Linked DNA regions of Mus musculus: region 2 is linked to region 1. Evidence: chromatin loops called from intact Hi-C (ENCODE). Cell type or tissue: gastrocnemius. All regions are shown on one strand. Each heading gives the region's core, and the rest is flanking DNA. Links, peaks and the distances in the headings are about the cores only. Region 1 holds the start of Slc30a5 (solute carrier family 30 (zinc transporter), member 5). Region 2 overlaps Ccdc125 (coiled-coil domain containing 125).

Region 1 (2,913 bases), core at 240-2,739:
AGACTTTAACATGTTACACTGTCAGCTGAGTCTTGCTCTCAGCTTGCTAACTACTCTCTACCACAGATTAAAGGTAAAGCCTTTGCTAGCTTGCTCACATACATGTCACTTGGACTCTTTGTGTGTGTTCAAATTCAGTAGAATAGTATCAACTAATTATGATTTGTCCTTCTGGAAACCCCACTTTCTCCTTCAAATCACCAGTCCAAACCTCCCTCAGTAATAATAGCTAACACTTACTGAGTAATACTAAATGCCACTCACATTCCCTCTGAACAGCTTTATAATATAGATATTACTATTCCTACTTTCCGGAAAGGGGGTGTGTGCCTATAATGCCAGCACTTGGAAGACAGAAGCAGGGAGACCAGAGTTCCAGTCCGTCCTTAGCTATATATCAAGTTGGAAGCCAGCCTAGGCTACATAAGACCTTGCCTCTATATAACAACAACAAACGACGAACGGGAGGAAAACTAAACAACAGATAGGTCAAGTGACTACAATTGTTTATTTCTTTTCTTGTTCCTTTTGAGACAGGATCTCACCTTGTAGTCCTGGCTAGCTTAGAATTCAGTATGTAGACCAGGCTGGCTTCAAACTGCCTCTGGCTATAATTGGGATTAGAAGCATGCGCCACCATGCTGACCAAGATGTCCACAATTATTGAGACTCAGACCAATAGAGACCCAGGTACCTGTAAAAAAATAGCTTTTATATAGATATGTCTACACTAAGTAATATCATTTCAAAGACAGGATTGAAGAAAATCAATATTTTTAGAAAGGGAATAAAATTGTTTACAATAGCACACCTGTAGCCCCTTCCTTCTGTGTTCCCTCTCACACACTTGAGCAGGTTAGCCTGTACTCCTGCCCAACAATTAAATCCACAAGCAGTTGCCTTTCTCCATTGTTTTAGCCTCCCACTCTGCGTTATCGTATCATCAGAAATCCAAAAATAATAATCTCTTTGTGGGAGTCACAGGCACTTCAAAAAACTTTTAGCTTTCTCATTAGAAAAAAAAAAAAAAAAAAAACAAAAAAAAACCGTTAATGCACTTGAGTTAGCAACGCCTATATGTGGCTCACGCCTGAAATTCATCATCCAGGTTTATGAGGCTAGCCTGGGCTACATGCTGAGTTCTAGGTCTATCTGGGCTACAAAGTGAAGCCGTTTAAGAAAGAAGAACCCTGAAGCAAAGGGCTAAGCTCTGTTTGTTAACACAAATATGCATTTTCTAGGGGACCATCCATCCATCCCTCGAGCGAGGAGAACACGCTGTAGCCAAGATGGACCTTAGGTGGCGCTGCAGGGACCTCTTAGGGGCTTCTCTTGAAGACGCGAGGAGGGGGCGGGTCGAGCGGAGCCTTCCCAGCGGTGGGAGGAGCCTGAGTGAAGCGAAGCCACGTGTCCACCAGCGCGCAGGCGCAGGATTGGTCACTCCCCCGGGAGTGAGGGCTGCCGGGGCGGATGACGTGGCCCGGTAACGTTCCTGCCCGTACGGCCTCCGGGGAACGGCGCTGCCGGAACAGCCCGCGGCCTAGTCCCGCCCAGCGTGCGTGTGCCTGCTTGCCGAGCCCGGGCTAGCGGCGGAGACTGCCGAGCTTGCGAGGACGCTGCTGACATGGGGGAGTGACGCGCCTGCGCCCGCGCTTCCGCAGCGGCGGCGAGCCATGAGGAGAGCCCGCGGCGCGGGCAGCGGCTCCTGAGCCTGCATGGAGGAGAAGTACGGCGGGGACGCGCGGCCCGGGCCCGGCGGTGGCCTCGGGCCGGTGGACGTGCCCAGCGCCCGGTAAGGTGGGATTCCACGGCCGCCGGCGGTGCGGACAAGCTTCCCGCCTTGCTCGGACCCCGCGGGCTACCTCTGCGGTCCGTGGCTTGAGATCGGCGAGCGGGCGGGAGTCTGGGCTCGGGACGCACTGCCTGCCAGGTTCCAGTCCCTAGAGAGAGAGGATCTGAATGTCCCTCCCTGCCACTTAAGTAACGCAGGGCTCCGTAGCCTGTCCCACGGCTCGCCCAGAGGATATGCGCAAGGTGTCACCGTCTCAGGCGAAGAAACCAAAGTACAAGCCGATGAACTTGGGTATACAGCACAGCAAAAATGCAACCCTGTCATCGAGTTTTCGTTGCCGTGGTTTTGTGGGGAGAGGTGGGGGCTTATTCTAATAGTACGAAATGTACGTTCCCCCTCTCCCCCAAAACTCATGCCGTACGGGGATTCGTAGCGTGGAAATTCTTTACTTTTCCTCCAGCCTAAATTATTTTCCTTTTCCTAAAGCCTCTAGCCAGTTGTGCCCTTAGGTCCTGTCCTAAGTTCTGAGGTGGTGTTAAATAAAGCCCAACAATTTCGTTCAAACTGGTTAGCAGTATGTACGATGAGATTTCGTGATTGTTTTTGAAAAGGTTCTTAGACCGTGGTTACAGCGATACCAGCTAACTTTTGTCTGGGGGGGTGGGGGTGGAACCCATATGCCGAGTAGAATTTAAACCAACTGCGGGATTTGCAGAATGCATTTGGTTTTCTGTCTATTTTCAGCAATTCATTTATAGCATGTCACGTGTCAACCAGTGACCATAAAACAGCTAGATGCAGAAGGGGCTAGTGCTATGGTTTGGTAATAAAGGGAAGTAATAGAAGGGACAAGACTAGGTCAGGTCACAAAATTGGACTATGGAGACAGATTAAAGTATCAGATCTTTGTTAAATTTCCTGTTGATAACTCCAGATTTCATAGCAGAGTTGCCATATTTTTAGGAAATACAAGGGTAAAATGTGATATACTTCATTTACTCTCAAACAGTTCAAGGATGGGGGGGGGGGGAGAGTGAGAGTATAAATAGTTTAAACGTGGTAAACATCCTTTGCCAACTTACCTGTATTATTTGCTTGGCAGAGTTGCCCTTCTATCGTAG
Region 2 (2,913 bases), core at 97-2,596, 150 kb after region 1:
GAGTATGAGCTTAAACTTGTGATCCCTCAGTCAAGCAAGGAGATTACATGTGTGTACCACCGTTCCGTGCTTGTTTCCTTTGGACCAGAGTCTTGCTGTATAGCCTAAGCTGACCTAATCCCTCTGCTTCAACCTTCTTAGTGTCATTACAGGTGTGTGCCACCATACCTAGTTTAATGTCATTATATTATTTGGTTTTGGAGATCGGATCTTGCAGAGCAGCCCTGGCTGGACCGATACACCACTGCCATCCACGTTGGCCTCAAACTCACAGCTGTCCTCCTGCCTTAGACTCTTGAGTATTGGTGTTAAAAGCATGTAATCCTATGTGGGACTTAATATCACTGAACTATATACCTTAAAAAAAAAACGACATTTATTTATTTCATGTATGTGAGTACACTGCAGCTATCTTCAGACACACCAGAAGAGGGGATCGGATCCCCATTACAGATGGTTGTGAGCCACCATGTGGTTGTTGGGAATTGAACTCAGGACCTTTGGAAGGAAGAGCAGTCAGTGCTCTTAACCACTGAGCCATCTCTCCAGCTCCTACTTTTTTTTTTAATGATACAGGGTTTCTCTGTGTAGCCCAGATGGCATGGGCATGGAACTCACAGAGATGCACCTGCCTCTGTCTCCATAGTACTGGGATTGAAGGAACGCATTACCACTGTCTGGCCAACTCTATATTTTAAAATGGTAAATCTTATATTAGAGCTCACATAATTTAAAAAAAAATACAAAGGAGGAGCCACTAGTGATGCAGCTTGGTGAGGGAGTGTTCATTTGTGTAACCTGAGCCCTGGATTTGAGCTGCAGCACCACAAACAAAGAAACAAACAAACAAACAAAACAGAAAGCAACGGGTCGCTGTGTCTATTGAATAAAAATGAAATTAGTTACAAAATGTCCGTAATTATCTAGCATCAGAAGCTTCACAAGAGAAATAAATCTAGTTAAAACCAGAAACCCAAGGGCCAGAGATAAGGCTCAGGGGTCAGAAGCACACACTGCACACACAAAGGTCTGGAGTTCAGGTCCCAGGACTGACTCTGTCAGGCAGAGAGAGTTATGCTACTTGTATGTGACTCTAGCACCTGGGGATCCAGTGCCCTCTTCTGGCCTCTGTGGGTCTCTGCACTCATGTACACATGCATATCCACACTTAGACATGTATAATTAAAAATAATAACGGTAAATCTTTAAATAAATGCCCCTCAGATGCAGTGCAACTCTATTACATGCACAAGGCCCTACATTTAACTCTCAGTGCCACAAACATACAAACCTGTCACATTTCTGGATCCAAGATTCTTCTATATTTTTAAATCTATCCTGATCAAATTCCATTTCCCACTGCAAGGCATTTATTTCCTATAGAAAGAGAAACATGACCTTCAAATTTTAAAAGGGGGGCATTTCATGAAAAGTTATCGGTATTAATCATTTAGAGACACTGAAGAGTGAAGTAAGTCATTTAATCATGCAACAGCTAAAAGAGCAAAAAAAGCCGGGCGTGGTGGCGCACGCCTTTAAGCCCAGCACTCGGGAGGTGAGTTCCAGGCCAGCCTGGTCTACAGAGTGAGTTCCAGGACAGCCAGGGCTATACAGAGAAACCCTGTCTGGAAACACAAACAAACAAAGCAAAAGGCTGCTCAGAAGAGTCTATGGCAATTGTACACTGAATGGACTTGAGCACTAGAAACACTTTGCCAAAGCTCACTGAATACAGAAAAGAAATTTTAAACTGTTTGGGTTCAAAAGTGGCTGTGCTGCTGGGTGGTGGTGGCGCACACCTTTAATCCCTGTGCTCAGGATGCAGAGGCAGGTGGCTCTGAGTTCAAGGCCAGCCTGGTCTACAGAGCAAGTTCCAGTACAGCCAAGGCTATACAAAGAAACCCTTTCCCAAAAACAAACCAACAAATAAAAACCAAAAAAAGGGGCTGGAGAGATGGCTCAGCAGTTAAGAGCAGTGACTGCTCTTCCAGAGGTCCTAAGTTCAAACAGCACCCACCCGGTGCTCACAACCATCTATAATTGTAATCCCAGGAGATACAATGTGCTCTTCTGGTGTGCAGTTGTACATGTAGACAAAATATCCATATACATAAAATACATAAATAAAAAAATCTTTAAAAAAACAAAAATAAAAACGTTGTACTGAGCCCAGACTTCTTAGTCCCCACCTCTGCTCATATATAGAGACCAAAAACTAAATTTACACTTGTGAGTCTTTGCCGAAAGGGCTCCATCAAAGGATGATAAAATTGACATAGGAAAGAGACATTAGAGCTGGAGAGATGGCTTAGAGGTTAAGAGTACTGGCTGCTCTTCCAGAGGTCCTGAGTTCAATTCCCAGTAATCACATGGTGGCTCACAACCATCTGTAATGAGATCTGGTGTCCTCTTCTGGCCATGCAGGCAGAACACAGTATACATAATAAATAAAATTTTTAAGAGAGAGAGAGAGAGAGAGAGAGAGAGAGTGAGAGAGAGATTTACAATGCTTAATCTCATATACAGTGAGATGTTCAGAAACATGCTTACTCTGCCTGAGGCACAGGAAGAAAAAGAGAAGAAAAATGAGAAGTGCCAAGTTGGTTGACCTTCTACTACCAGAAAAGGGAAATAAACCATACTTTACCCATGTAACAATCTATTTTAAAATGTAAGTGCCCCAAGGGAAAGCTATCAAAGACTCAAGTACTCCTTATGAGAGTACCAGGAACAACACACACATCATGGTCGTGAGCCTAAGGAAATTAGGTTTAAATATTATCCGAATGATTGCATCAATGCTAGCAGTTGCAAATACCTTCTCCAGAGATCTCTTTTGTTCTATAGTTTTTTGAAGCATTGTCTGTGTGTGGCTTGTGGCTTTGCCAAGCATTGCCTATGAAAAAAGAAAAA

The links. A loop is a pair of places that touch in the nucleus more often than their neighbours do. Peaks named below come from ENCODE experiments on the same cell type or tissue, not always from the same donor. Only the 100,000 strongest peaks of a DNase experiment are listed, where the experiment ranks them.
Region 2: it touches region 1 in a loop (2.2-fold over the local background); 2 of 42 quality-filtered maps call a loop at or near these places.

What each region holds. Positions count from the first base shown.
Region 1 is chr13:100,831,980-100,834,892 of GRCm38, reverse strand. Slc30a5 (solute carrier family 30 (zinc transporter), member 5) reads left to right here and starts at 1,466. Exons shown (of 16, transcript NM_022885.2): 1 at 1,466-1,792. The coding sequence starts at 1,716. In gastrocnemius, for the core only: a CTCF peak has its summit at 1,301; a DNase peak (open chromatin) is centred at 1,409; H3K4me3 peaks cover 1,729 bases; H3K27ac peaks cover 1,581 bases.
Region 2 is chr13:100,682,750-100,685,662 of GRCm38, reverse strand. Ccdc125 (coiled-coil domain containing 125) reads right to left here. Exons shown (of 12, transcript NM_183115.5): 5 at 2,819-2,896; 6 at 1,292-1,377. Among named protein-coding and RNA genes, the nearest start is that of Ccdc125, 15 kb to the right of the region's middle. In gastrocnemius, for the core only: a CTCF peak has its summit at 1,129 (motif pointing left); no DNase peak of the experiment used is centred there.